2 separate regions of the Homo sapiens genome follow, and region 1 is linked to region 2. A link is a contact called in ENCODE Hi-C or POLR2A ChIA-PET data. All regions are on one chromosome and are shown on one strand. Each heading gives the region's core, a stretch centred on a gene start or an enhancer-like site at or near the end of the contact. The rest is flanking DNA. Distances are from core to core; before and after follow the strand shown. Region 1 holds the start of SHISAL1 (shisa like 1). Region 2 overlaps PARVB (parvin beta).

Evidence for each region. A loop is a pair of places that touch in the nucleus more often than their neighbours do. ChIA-PET counts read pairs that join two places held with the same protein, here RNA polymerase II (POLR2A). Pooled maps may share reads with other maps.
Region 1: a loop to region 2 is called in a map of sigmoid colon, with 4 times the contacts of the local background. The contact joins two enhancer-like sites. A Hi-C loop is called at or near these places in 1 of 168 maps with a recorded cell type or tissue (sigmoid colon) and 5 of 50 pooled maps. POLR2A ChIA-PET finds 5 or more read pairs at or near these places in 1 of 52 experiments (activated naive CD4-positive, alpha-beta T cell).

The regions. Positions count from the first base shown.
Region 1 is chr22:44,306,404-44,312,964 of GRCh38, forward strand. SHISAL1 (shisa like 1) reads right to left here and starts at 6,548. Exons shown (of 5, transcript NM_001099294.2): 1 at 6,348-6,548. Within about 2 kb of position 1,286, at least 4 of the 41 ENCODE cell types and tissues checked have a DNase peak (open chromatin) inside an H3K27ac peak, as active enhancers do.
Region 2 is chr22:44,086,188-44,092,996 of GRCh38, forward strand. The region is part of intron 1 of PARVB (parvin beta); the gene reads left to right. Among named protein-coding and RNA genes, the nearest start is that of TRU-TCA2-1, 61 kb to the right of the region's middle. Within about 2 kb of position 4,494, at least 2 of the 41 ENCODE cell types and tissues checked have a DNase peak (open chromatin) inside an H3K27ac peak, as active enhancers do.

The DNA.
Region 1 (6,561 bases), core at 36-2,535, 220 kb after region 2:
ACGATGGCGTGTGCAGAGGGGACCTGGGCTCAGGGGGCTGTGATGATGATGGTGTGTGTGGAGGAGACCTGGGCTCAGGGAGCTGTGATGACGATGGCATGTGTAGAGGGTACCTGGGCTCGGGGAGCTCTGATGACGATGGCATGTGTGGAGGGGAACTGAGCTCGGGGAGCTGTGATGACGATGGCATGTGTGGAGGGGAACTGGGCTCAAGGAGCTGTGATGACGATGGCGTGTGTGGAGGGGACCTGGGCTCGGGGAGCTGTGATGACGATGGTGTGTGTGGAAGGGACCTGGGCTCAGGGAGCTCTGATGACGATGGCGTGTGGAGGGGACCTGGGCTCGGGGAGCTGTGATGACGATGGCGTGTGCGGAGGGGACCTGGGCTCGGGGAATTGTGATGACGACGGCGTGTGTGGAGGGGACCTGGGCTCGGGGAGCTGTGATGACGATGGCGTGTGCAGAGGGGACCTGGGCTCGGGGAGGTGTGATGATGATGGCGTGTGTGGAAGGGACCTGTGCTCGGGGAGCTCTGATGACGATGGCGTGTGTGGAGGGGACCTGGGCTTAGGAAGCTGTGATGACGATGGCGTGTGTGGAGGGGACCTGGGATCTGGGAGCTCTGATAATGATGGCGTGTTACACCACTGGACAACATCCCCTGAGGGGCCCCACAAATGAGGTCTGTGGGACACCACTCCGGCAGCCCAAGAACAGGCCTGGAAGGGCGTCCGCCGTCCTCCATCCTCCTGTGGGCCTTGTGCTGCCTGCCACCTGGGGCTGCTGACCGAGGCTGGCTCACTCTGCCACCTGGGGCTGCTGACCCAGGCTGGCTCACACTCGCAGAGTTCTTGGTGCACCAGGCTGAACCCTGGTATTCACTGCACTGTCTCAGGTGACCCCCATGTCAGCCTAAGGAGGTGGATCACCAAGCTCCCATCTCAGAAGGGGGAAGCTGAGACTCAGAGAGGTGAAGTGACTTGCCCAAGGTCACACAGCCACTCAGCAGCAAAGCTCACTCTACCTCCTGGCACTGAAAAAGCTTCTGAGGCCTCCTGAGGACCCCCAGAAAGCACATTTACCAGAGACAGATTAAATTTATCCTCCCGGGTTCTATTTCTCTGAAAATTGGTAAACTTCCTAAGATGGTAGTCCGTGGCCAACAACAAAACTCAAACAACTGGAAGAACATTCTGGCTGAGTGGGACGTTCCTGAACGCTCGTTGTTTGACCATGGCCAGAATCACGAGTCAGGCATGCATCTCTGCGGGCCACCCCTCCGGTCAGCCTGGGACTGCTGCTCCGAGATTTGAAGGTTATTTTTAAACACCGAACTTGGCGAGGCTGGGGAAGGAGAGGAAGGAGGGCACGTGAAGAGAAACAGAGCTGGGAAGATGAATTAAACCCCACCAGGAACAGCAACGGATCTGTTTTTGTGTCAGCCAGGTTCGGCAGGGCAGGATGCAGGATGGCCTGCGGGGAGGGGCTGAGGCCTCAGGCTCCCACAGGCCTGGATGCTGGCCTGATGCCTGGAGACCCCCTACAGCACTGGGGGCTTCCAGCCAGCCCCTCCTCAGCCCACCACGCCCCACTTCTGGGCACGACCAAGCGCGACACCTCCAGTCCACTGCAGGACTGGGTCTAGGGCAGCAGGGCTTGGGGGTCGAGCCCTCTGCCTGGGACCAAGTCCTGGCTCCACCTTCTGTAACCACATCCCATGTGACCTGGGGTGACACCTGAGCCTCAGTGTCCTCAGCCCTAGAATGGGGACCAACATCGGCATCTAATTCACCAACTAAAGGAAGTGAGGCATGGAAGCCTTGGACAGGCCTGGCCACGTGCTTCTTGCTGCTGCTGTCTCTGACTCTGCCTCTTCCATCAACCCAAGCCCTAGGCGGCCCCCAGAGCCAGCTTTCCCAAGTACCCACCTAATCACCTACCTGCCCCCTTGGGTTCAAGGCTGCGCTCGCACCTGAGGCCCCTTGTGGCCTGGCACTGTGGCCATCTTGCCCTCCCTGTTCCTGGAGCTTCAGCCCTCTGGGTCTGTGGTGCCTCTGGGCCTTTACTCATGCTGTTCCCCTGTGCTAGGACCACCCTTCCCCTCTCCAAAGCCGTAGCCTGGAGGCTCATCCTGGGTGGCCACCTCTCAGGGCAGTTCTTCCCCCGTGATTCTCTCACTCCCCAGGCGAGCTTCTGACACTCTGACTTCCCCCGTCCCCAGGGTGATCTCGGGCTGTCTGGAGGCCATGCTAGGGCAGGGGCTGGGTGGGGTTCATCTGGGGCCAGCATGGGCAGGAGCACTCTGTGCAGCGTGCCTGGTTTGTGTCCTAACTTGAGAGTGAGCTGGGAGAACAGAGCATGGGCTGCCGAGGGTGGCAGAACCATGACCTCTGCCCCAGGGTTGGCCCTCCTTAGACAGGGGCCACGCTCGGGCCTGAACCCCACAGGATGGAGAACAAAGGACAAGTGGCCTGTTCCCCAAACACATCCCACCTACTCTACTGTCATGGGGGGCGGGAGGCTGACCTTGGGGTGAGGATGAGTCTTGCCCAGCATTCTGGGTGTGAAGCGGCTGGTGGCGGAGCTCAGGAGTCTGGGCCTTTGCCCAGCTGGTCCTGCCCGTGGGCATCCCTTTCCCCACCGTGTACGTCCAAACTGAACCTGCCCATGGGGCCTGGCTCAAGTGCCACCTCATCCACAAGCAGCCCCAGTTACCAGCCCTCCTGACCCCACTGGTCAGGGAGCGGTTTCTCTCCTGGTCGCCACTCAGGGATCACCTAACGAGTCTCTACTGTGGACCAACAGTTCTGGGCGTGGGGGATTCCCGCTGCCATAAGGCTTACAGCCTGGGGGGAGGCGGTCACAGACAGTAGATTACGTAATGATGAGTAATTCTATGTGGGCACGATGATTAGCAGTGGTAGCATTAGCACGGATTAGTAATTCAACAGGGCAGGGCTCTCTGGAGCCCCACCAACAGTCCTGCGGGTAGGCAGCGGCCCAGCAGAAGGGCAGGAAGTACAGACGAGGAGACGGGCTAGCAGCTGCAGATCACCCGAGCCCAGGGCAGAGCACGGTGCCCAATGCTCCCCATTCCTCACCCGTTCCCTTCCCACCCAGCCCTATGCTGCACCCTCAGTCTCTCTGTTACACAGATGGAGAATGTGGGGCTCGGAGAGGGGACTCAAACCCCGGGGTCTGCTCCTGTGCCCTGTCTCCACGACTCATAAGAGTGTTTACCCCTGCAGGCAGCACTTGTGTGCATGCCTGTCTCCACACAGCACACACATGTACACACGTGTGCACATATGTATCATCAGGGATGTTTAACCTCCACAAGTTTCCCAGTCTCCAGGGCCTTTCCTCGGCAGTGCAGACCTAATCCTGAGTTTGTGAACTTTTGTTTTCAGGACATCCACTTAGAGGTTATGAAATCTCACTCTGAAACGTGAAGTCCAGGAATAAACACTTCTCGAGGCTCCACGCCTGCATATGAAGTGAGATCAAAGCATGTCTTTGTGACCCCTTCATGCTTGCAGGGGGAAGCGGCAGGAGAGAACTAGGACATCTTTCCTCGCTGTGCTGGCCAGGACCGAGGCAGCCAGAGTGTATGGCTGGAGAAGGACAGAGAAGCAGCCCGTTCGCCTGCAGCTGGGGTGCCGGGCTCCACGGCTGACAGTGAGTGAGAAGGGCCAGCACCTCACACCCTAGTAACGGCCAATGTGACCTGAGCCCTGCTGACCTGATGCCTAGCCCTGCAGCGGTCACATCCCCGAACCCAGCCCTGCTGAGACCATTTCGTTTTTGCTCATCTCTATGGGCAGCACAGGCCTGACACGTAGTAGGCACTTTATAAACATGTGTTAATTGGTTGAATGAACATAAGCAATGATCATCTCCATTGCTGAGATAAATAAACCACAGCTCAGAGAAACTAAGTGATTGCCCAGAGCTGGAGGGTGGAAGGTTTGCAATCTGAACCCAGGTTTGCTCGACTCCAGACAGGGTGCTGGGGGCGACCACATAGGCTTTGCAGCGAGTCTCCTTGGCCTTGGATCAGAGCTTTATCACTAACTAGCTGGGTGATCTAGGGCAAGTTACTTCACGGGCTTCAGCTTCCTCATCTGTGAAACGGGAGCCGTGCCCCACACCTTGCAGGTATACCAAACATAGAAAGGACCAGAAGCTAGCAGGGCACCCAGAACATTAGCAGCTGATCCATAAACCGTTCTTATCCGATGTTGCCTACTCTACTGTTCCCAAAGCTGATGGTTTAGGTACCAGAGAGGGTCCTGTGTGCCCCTTGGCAAATGAAATTGTGTTTGAACTCCATGTCTACGTCTGATTTCCCCAGTTCATCTTTCCGTGCTTTGCTTGTTCCTTTAGTTGGCACGGATTTCCCTCTGCCTTACCTGTTGGTTTACTGCTTCCCTGCCTAGTACAAGCTCTTCAAGGGTGGGAAATTTTGTGCCTCTGCATCGCCCCACCATGCTTTGCACACAGTAGGTGCTGAATAAATGTCTGCCGGCCATAGAGTAGGAACTCCATTAGCACTCGTTGGCCTGGTTTGTTTTATTGCAAAGAGCAAACTTCCAGATGGGAACAGCAGAGATCCAGGCAGGAGATCTCCTTCAACTGAGACATGGCCTCAACTTTTACGGCCACCACCGGGAGTGACCTTGGGCCATCAGCCCTGGGTGGAAGTCCCTTATTTTAGCCTAGAAACCCAACTCCAGGGCTCCAGTGGGACAGGTCCCCCTAAGTCCAGGGGAGCTGAGGTGGGCCGGCTCACACCCCCTGGGCCCTCACTGTCTCCCTACCAGGCGGGCATACCACTTGCTCCATGGGGCTGCTCTCAGGGTCAGGGCCACGAGGAGAAGCACACTGCCACGAAGGGTGCTGGCCTGGGTGCTGGAATTGGGAAGGCACGCAGGTGACCTCCAACGTGGAAACCTCTCCTATCTCCCCAGATCCCTCCCTCAGTGGATAACCATTCCAGTGTATCCCTAATAAGGCTCTTGTCCCTCACTGACACCTTTCCCTGCTGAATCCACCATGCCCCAGCCAGCTGGGCTCTGAGTCCAAGTTACAAACTCAGCTGTTTCAATGGTTCCCCCTTTTGAGCCCCTGGCCTGGGCCAGTTCTGCACCCATCAAAGTTCTCTGCATGTGCTACTGTCTCGAATGTTGGAAGTAGGCACCACTGTGATCCCATTTTACAGATGAGGAAGCTGAGGCCTGGGGAAAGGGGGACTTGAGCGAGAACACACAGCTGAAAGGGGCTTAGCTGGAAACCCCAACCCTGCTGAAGGCCCTAGATGCCCCACTGTCCTCCAGGGGGCCACACTGGGTCACAGGGCGAGGGGCTCAGGCCAGACTCAGTTTCCTCCCCTATTAAAGGGAGAGCTTGGCCGAGACAATCATGGGCCTTCTTCAGCTCAACAACCCTTTGTTTCTCTCTGTCCTCCTGAGTTATTTGGTTGCACCATGGAGATAAAACAACCCCTGGAAATCCCAGAGGCATTTTTTTCCCACTGGAGAAACACAAAAATATCACATGAAGAATGAATCACTTAAAGTGTCAGGGCAGGAAGAGGAAAGACAGGCATGGCGCTCGCCTCGGGGTGGGGGTGGCTCTGGGTTTCTCTTCAGCTCCCTCAGCCTCCCTGGTCCCCAGAACCCCTTCCTCACTGGAGTGAAGAGAAGCCAAAGCCCTAAGCCTCAGTTTCCCAATCTGTAAATGGGGACAACAAACCTGCCTTGAAGGCGTATTCGGAGGGGCCAATGCATTCATTTGTTCGTTCATTCATTCATTCATTCATCTATTCACTTATTTCGTACCGGTGTGATGCTGGACTGGGACTGCAGACTCTGAAGTGGGTCGAACAGACCCACCTCACCCCCGTGAAGCCAACCAAATGCCCTCCAGGCCATGACTAGGGCATCCTGAGAGCACTCCCTAGGCCATGCCGGACCCTCCCCCGAGCCTTTGGCCTTCTCTCCAACCCCTCTCTATGCAAGGCTCTTGACACAAGGACACTGAGGCACAGAGACGGTCAGCAACTTGCTCAAGGTCACACAGCAGGTAGGTAGTAGCACCAGCATCTGTGCACCCCCACAGGGCTCCCACCCCTCTAGATCAGAGCCTGCTCCCCATCTTGCCCCACTGGCATAGCCGTCACCCCGGCCCCTCCCATTCTTCTGTGACTAGGAGTCACTTAGCAGCCTTGCCTGGCTTCTCCCTTAGACCCAGTGCTTAGCCAGGGCAGGGACCCCAGGGTCAGCGTGAAGGAACAGAGGTGCCCCTGCACAGTGAGGACCTGGAAACCTCCACAGGCTGCTCCTTACCTGCCGAGCCCTGTGACTGAGGGATCAGAAGCCCCCTCCGCTGGCTGCGGTCTCCCTGCAGCTGCTGGCCTCTTCCCCGGCTCCTGGTTGCCACCAACCTTAAACCCCAATAAAAGGAGAGCAACTTGGTCGAGCCTTGTATAGGCAAAAGAGTGTTTTCCAGCGCAGGCTGGCCTCTGTGTGCTGACAAGAATTCAGTGTGCTCCTCAGGGCG
Region 2 (6,809 bases), core at 3,244-5,743:
TCATTACCCTGGGCCGGCATCCTGCATGACAAGGGCCCACATCCATTTCTCGGCAAAAACAAACTACATCTGCCACTTGAAACGTCAAGAAGCGCTTTCTTGTATGTTGTGCTCCATGGATCACTGGAAGTCCTTTCCCTCTTTTCCCATGTCCGGGCCAGGAGGAGCAGCTGCTCTCTGGCACTGTTAGCCTTTGCTGCCTTTTATCCTAGGCAAGACACTTTGTTATTCCTCCGATTTGTAATCCCAAGAACCTTGGAGATTGGACTTGGAGTTCGTAACCTCCTGGGGAGGGCCAGGCCTCACATTTCAAGGCCTTTGCACGCGTGATGTGCCAGCAACAGCTCAGCCCTTTGAATTATGATCCGCGACTCCCTCCAATCACCTTCCTTCTGGATGTCAGAAAAGACTGCCCAACAGCATCTCCTCCCAGCTGCCGAGGCTGATGATGTTTTTATTCTGATTTAGATCTCACTTAGGTCTTATTTTAACTCCACTGAGCTGCAAGATCTTCACTGAAGTACAACTGGACTTATTTTTAGAAAAACTGCTCTGTTAAGAAGACCTTCGTGCCTGATGAAGTTAGTTATTCTGATAAATTACAGCTTCTACGAAGAAACCACACCCCTCTGAGTACGGATGGAAGTTGGAAAATTCATAGAAAGCTGTCATTTCCTGGCAGAGGCCTGGAAAACCTCATTTAACAGAGATGTCTTTGGGTTCCTGCTTAAGCCCAAGCGAAGGATCCCGATGCCCCCTCCCCAGCTGGGAAGAGGAGCTGGTGGCGTGAGTTGGCACAGAGCCGCACCTTTCTTTCTCCTCCTGTATCCTCCCGCAAGCTCTGAAGACCACTCTGTTTCTTTGAGCAGGATCAGTTGTAACTAGAAGTGGGTAGGATTTGAAAAGGGCTGGTTAAGTGTTTAAAACTGGGGCAGCTTTCCTGCCATTTTCCAGTTCTTTTAGATGTGCAGGGATGGAGAATGGCTGTTTTTGTTGGGGTTTTCTCTTTGATCCTGGTTCAGACGGGGCCCTCTGAAATTTCTCGCCCTGATCTTTTGTTCTCTATGAAAACCAGGAATTGCACGGATGGTGTAGAAAGTCCCCGTAGGTGGCAAAGCATCTCTGCTGTGTTGAAATGACACACTTAGAAAAGTGTCAGAAAATGGAGTTGCCATTGCTCTGGCCCCCCAGGACCTGTGGCTCAGCCTCCATTGGGCCTTTGTGTCTGGGCCAGACCCTCCAGGCAAGCCCCCAGTGAGGCTCTTGGGCCCGTGATTGCAGGGGCGCCTTGCCATCCCCCGTGTCCTGCCCTGGTTCTGCTAGTGGAGCAAGAAGCTGATCAGCCTTTGTGTTTTCAGATTTCTTCTCTCCGTTAAGGTAACCTTGTTCTTTAAACCAGCTTGCTTTCAAAGTTGTTTTCCTAATAATATCAAAAGGGGGAAAAAAAGCTGCCTGAAAATCCTTTTTTGGGAAAGAGCCTGGGCATAAATAAATAAATACAACCATACAAAGAAGAAGATTAAAAAAAAAAAAATCAAAGATGGAACTTTCGCATTTGGCCTGAGGTATAAATGGCAGGCTTCTGATGACATGCTTTTAGTTTTTGATTCTCTTTCTTTCCTTTTATGTTCTTGTAATTCCAAATCAGGAACGATGGTGTTTTTTTTTTTTTTTTTCTTTTTTCTTTTTTTTAAACCTTGCCCAATCTTTGGGTGGAGGCTTTGGAAGCCGCACATATTCCACCATTATAGTTACTCAAAGCTGACGCTTCCCGAGGGGTGGCTGCATGCTGGCGACTGTGCCGAGGGTGTGTGTCCCTGAATCTTTGTGATCTCTCTGAGGTGTGTTAGGCCCCACTTTACAGATGGAAACTGAGACACACAGAGCCGTCAAGCAGCTTGCCCAAGGTCACACACCTTGTCAGTGGTCAAGCTGGGATCCAAAACCAGCAGCCTGGCTCTGGGATTCTAAGCTCTCTGTTGTGCTGCTCCTTGAATATATTAAAAGGCCTACTATGTGCAGGAACTGGGTTGGCACTGGCAGGAAGGCAAGTTCGGGAAGGAGATAGTTACATGGCTGTGTGGCTTCAGCTGGGGAGAGGGGAACACCCAGGAGGGCTTCTTGGAGGAGGCGGCCAGTAAGATGAGGTTGAAGATAGGTAGGATTTAGTAGGGCACAGTGAGGTGCAAGATCAGGTAGAACTGGCTTTAGTCCTGACTCTGGGGCTTCACATCTAACAGCACAGGACCAGCCACTCCCTCACAGACTTGTTTATTTATTATTATTGTTATTATTTTTGAGACAGACGGAGTCTCGCTGTGTTGCCCAGGCTGGAGTGAAGTGGCACAACCTTAGCTCACTGCAACCTCCACCTCCCAGGTTCAAGCAATTCTCATGCCTCAGCCGCCCAAGTAGCTGGGATTGCAGGCGCCCACTGCCACGCCTGACTAATGTTTGTATTTTTAGTAGAGACAGGGTTTCATCATGTTGGTCAGGCTGGTCTCGAAGTCCTGACCTCAGGTGATTTGCCCACCTTGGCCTCCCAGAGTGCTGGAATTACAGGTTTGAGCCACCGTGCCCGGCCTCCCTCAGACTTGTTAGGAGACAAGGTGAATGGCTGGCATGGAAGATGCCCTGCACATAGTAGGTGCTCAGGAAACGTTAGTGGTGCTCTCCCCCTTTCCAATGGACAGTCAGCAATATGGGTTGGACAAGTATGTTCTGTAATCCGAGGTTGTGTGCCCTCTGGCTGGCCCACAAAATTTGAATTAATGGCTCGTATTTATAAATGGGGAGATTCCACACCAAACCCCACATTTCCAGCTTTTCTTGAAAACTCAGATCTGGTGACTGCAGCCTGCACTTCCCACTCTGCCATCCCGGGCTGAGCGAGGAGTGCCCGTCTCCAGAGACAGTGTGCCAAGGGGCCCTCCTCCTATCAAATGCCCTCCTGTCTCTCTCTTCCTACCTGGCCCCCCGTGCAGGCCACAGAGCGTGGTGCTGCAGGTGAACTCTGCTGCGGTGGGAACGAGTTGGCATCGACTCCCTCGTGGCTGGCTGCTGGGTTTCGTGTGGACAGAGACATTCATCTTAGAACAATGCAGACACTTAGGAAAACAAGCACAAGGCGGTCTTTTTCCCTTAATCACCCATCTCATGAAATCAAGCCCCAGTCCCTTGGAAGCTCACACCCTCCACACCCTCCAGACACTGAGAGAATGCATGCCAGCATGCCTGTGCCAGCGCGCCTGTGCCAGCACACCCGGGCCAGCACACCCGGGCCAGCAGATCTTTCTCTGTGACTGAAGACAGCCGGCACTTCACATCTTTGAAGGGTTTGTCTTTCTGGCAAGTAGACCGGTACTTTAAAAACCAAAACATTCCTGGGATTCACTGAAAGCCAGTAAACTGGCACCGTTCAGGTGGCGGGGGGGTCGGGGGAGGGGGGAAGCCAAGGGTGTGAGAGGAGCCCCTCCTTCCAAAAATCACACCGATCCTCTGAAGGTGACGATCAGATCCAGGCTGCAAGTTCTTCTGCAAAGGAGCTGTGTCCATAAGGGAACCCAGGCTGCAAAATATAGCAAGGCCCAGAAGGGCATCCCTCAAACCTTCATGGGGTTCAGCTTTGGACATGCTGGCTGTGGTTTGTCTCCACTGCACTCTGCAAAGAGCCCCGAAGGCCCTTTCCTTAGCCTGGCCATATTTCAAGGCCAGTTCAATTGCTGCCTCCTCCAGGAAGCCCTCCATGCTTCTCTGTGGAATAGGGGACCTCGCCTGCCTTGTGGTCACTCTTCCTCCAGTCTGTGTCTCTCTTGGAGCCTAATCACAGAGACCCTGTACATCCACAGCTGCCTCTCCCACTTGCAGGGAGTAGTTTGTGGGCCATGTGTGGGTGCTCACGGTTCCCCTTATTCCTCAGGAAATGTGAGGAAGTTCCTGTGAGGCCGGTATTCCCACCACCCCATGTTACAGATGGGGAAACTGAGGCTTAGTGCGGTGAGGGGACTTCCCCGAAGCCACACACCAACAAGTGGCAATGCGAGATTTGGACTGGGGCTCTGTGGCCACAGGCCTGGGCTCCTCCTGCCAACCGAGGGGTCTGCCAGCCTGTGCCCCCCTCCTCCTGGTCCCCGAAGCCTTTGCTTCCCTCAGGCCATCGTGCATAACCAGCCCCTTCAGAATGCGCTGCTGAGCAGTCCCTGGGCGGTGTTCGTGAGCACGTTTCTCATTTATTAAGGTCACAAAATCCCTGGCCCTGTTTAGTGTCATCTTTGATGTTCAAGGGCGGTGTGGAAATCTCTGTTTTGATATGACCCAATTTCTAGGCTTTCAAAATGTGGCTTCTCTCCTCCTCCCTCTCTGTGTTTTTGAAATCAGGTGAGCAGGGCTGCCTCGAAGCGTTGACCACTTGCCCCGAGGTCTCCCTCCCCACCCCTCAGGCCCAGGCACATGGGTGCAGTGCCAGCTCTCGGGCCTTGCCAAGAGGACTCTCGGGCGTAGCCCACCTGTGTAATCCTCCACACATAGGGAAACTGGGTCTTTTGTTCTTCCTCTGCCATCAGCGTGAGCACTGCAGGCAGCTGTGCTGGACGGGACCTCCCTGCCCCTGTTGTGTCCTCCTATGATGCCAGCCAGGACATGGAACTTCCACCCCGACCCCCTGTGCTCCAGGGCTATCATATTCCCAAGGATTTCTGTGAAAAATCACTTTTCCCTGTTTCCTTTCTGCCTTTTAAGACTCTCTGCTGGTTACAACTCTCTTTGTAACTCGTCATGTGGTACAAATACTTGCTGAAATTTGGTCCCTGTTTTCTCAGCTGATCTGGGTGACCTGTGGGGGTTCTTCTGGATTATTTTTAGAGAGGTGGGGCAGAGGGAGTCTCAAAACTCTATGTCTGTATCATTTCCCTGTGAAGGTATTTAACATTTGTCCACTGCTGGTGTAGCGTTATGCTAAGGATTTTGGAAATTCAAGGATGAGTGGTGCCTGGATCTTCCCTTAGGATGCTGGCTGTGGGTGGAGGACAGTGTGTGCGGCAGCCAGGCTGGCTCGCGGCTGGAATGTGGGTTACCTGGAGAGGGCCTGCTTTTTTTTTTTTTTTTTTTTTGCTATTTAAAAAAATTGTTGTAAAATAGGCATAACGTAAACTTTACCATCTTAGCCATTTTCAAGAGCAGAGTTCACTGGTATTAAGTACGTTCTCATTGTGCAGCCATCACCACCACCCACCCACAGAACTCTTTCATCTTTCCAAACCGAAACTCTGCCATCATTCAACACTACCTCTCTATTTGCTACTTCCCCCGCCCCTGGCATCCACCAGACTGCTTTCTCCTCTATGCATTCGCCTACTCGAGGGACCTCCTACTGGTGGAATTGTACAGTGTTTGACTTTCTGTGTCTGGCTTATTTCACTGAGCAGAACATTCTCAAGGTTCACCCATGCGGTAGCCTGGTCCGAATGTCCTTCCTTTTTAGGGCTAGATAATATTCCGTTGTATACGTGGACTACCTTTTGCTTACTCATTCATCTGGTGTTCTCAAATGCCAAGACTCAGTGACTGCAGCAGTGCCCGAAGGTTCCCTCGAATCAAAGAACTTCCTAACCCCAACCTGTACCTAGGCTCTGATACTCCTGCATCAGGCAGTCCTCTAGGATAAGGTGCCTGTTTAAAATGCAAATATATTACCTTCGGGGGAGTGGGTAACTGGCATCCTGGGGCCCCGCTGCCATTGTCCTTATGAGGGAGGGAGGTTGTGTTGTCCTGGAAGTCGGGTCCACGGTCACGTCCTGAGAGTCCCATCACGTGCCATGCTCTGGGCTGGGGACTTGATGTTCATTGTTTGGTTACATTTAGCCCTTCCAAAGACCCTGGCATTTTTGCAGTGTTACCTATAAATTCCATGTGCGGAAACATGGGTTATTTCCACTCTTTTTTTTGAGATGGAGTCTCGCTCTGTCACCAGGCTGGAGTGCACTGGTGTGATCTTGGCTCACTGCAACCTCCGCCTCCTGGGTTCAAGCAATTCTCCCACCTCAGCCTCCTGAGTAGCTGGGACTACAGGCGCACGCCACCACGCCCAGCTAATTTTTGTATTTTTAGTAGAGACAAGGTTCCACCATGTTGGCCAGGATGGTCTCGATCTCTTGACCTCGTGATCCACCTGCCTCAGCCTCCCAAAGTGCTGGGATTACAGGTGTGAGCCACCGCACCCGACCTGGGTTATTTCTACTTTTGGGCTATTTTGAGTCCTGCAGCTATGAAAATGGGAATAAAAGAGGGTCCGCTTTTTAAGAAGCTGAATATCGGCCTTTGCTGACATGAGAGGAGCTGGCATCCTTGGGCCCTGCTGCCATTGTCCTTATGAAGGATGGAGGTTGTGTCGTCCTGAAGGCTGGGTCCACAGACGTGTCCCAAGAGCCCATCATGTGCCATGCTCTGGACTGGACGCTCAACATTCATGGTTACATTCAGCCCTTCCAAAGGCCCTGGCATTTTTACAGTGTTACCTATAAATGCCATATGGAGAAATAGGTGCAGAGAGGTGAGTGGGATGTACCTGGGGTCTCACGGCCAGCATGAGTGGGGCCCTGTTGGCCTGCTGCTCCAAAGCCATCATGCCACACCCCCTTGCTGTTCCATCATCTGCCGCTGTGGAGGCTGGATGTCCAGAGCTAGAGGTGTTCAAGGTTCAAGGTGATTCTGGTGTTAAAAGAGGAAATACCATTTTACTTCTGAACCTGTTTCATGGAGAAAGAGGTACAGCTCCGGGCACACTGGCCTGGGTACCTTTGCAGCATGTGATC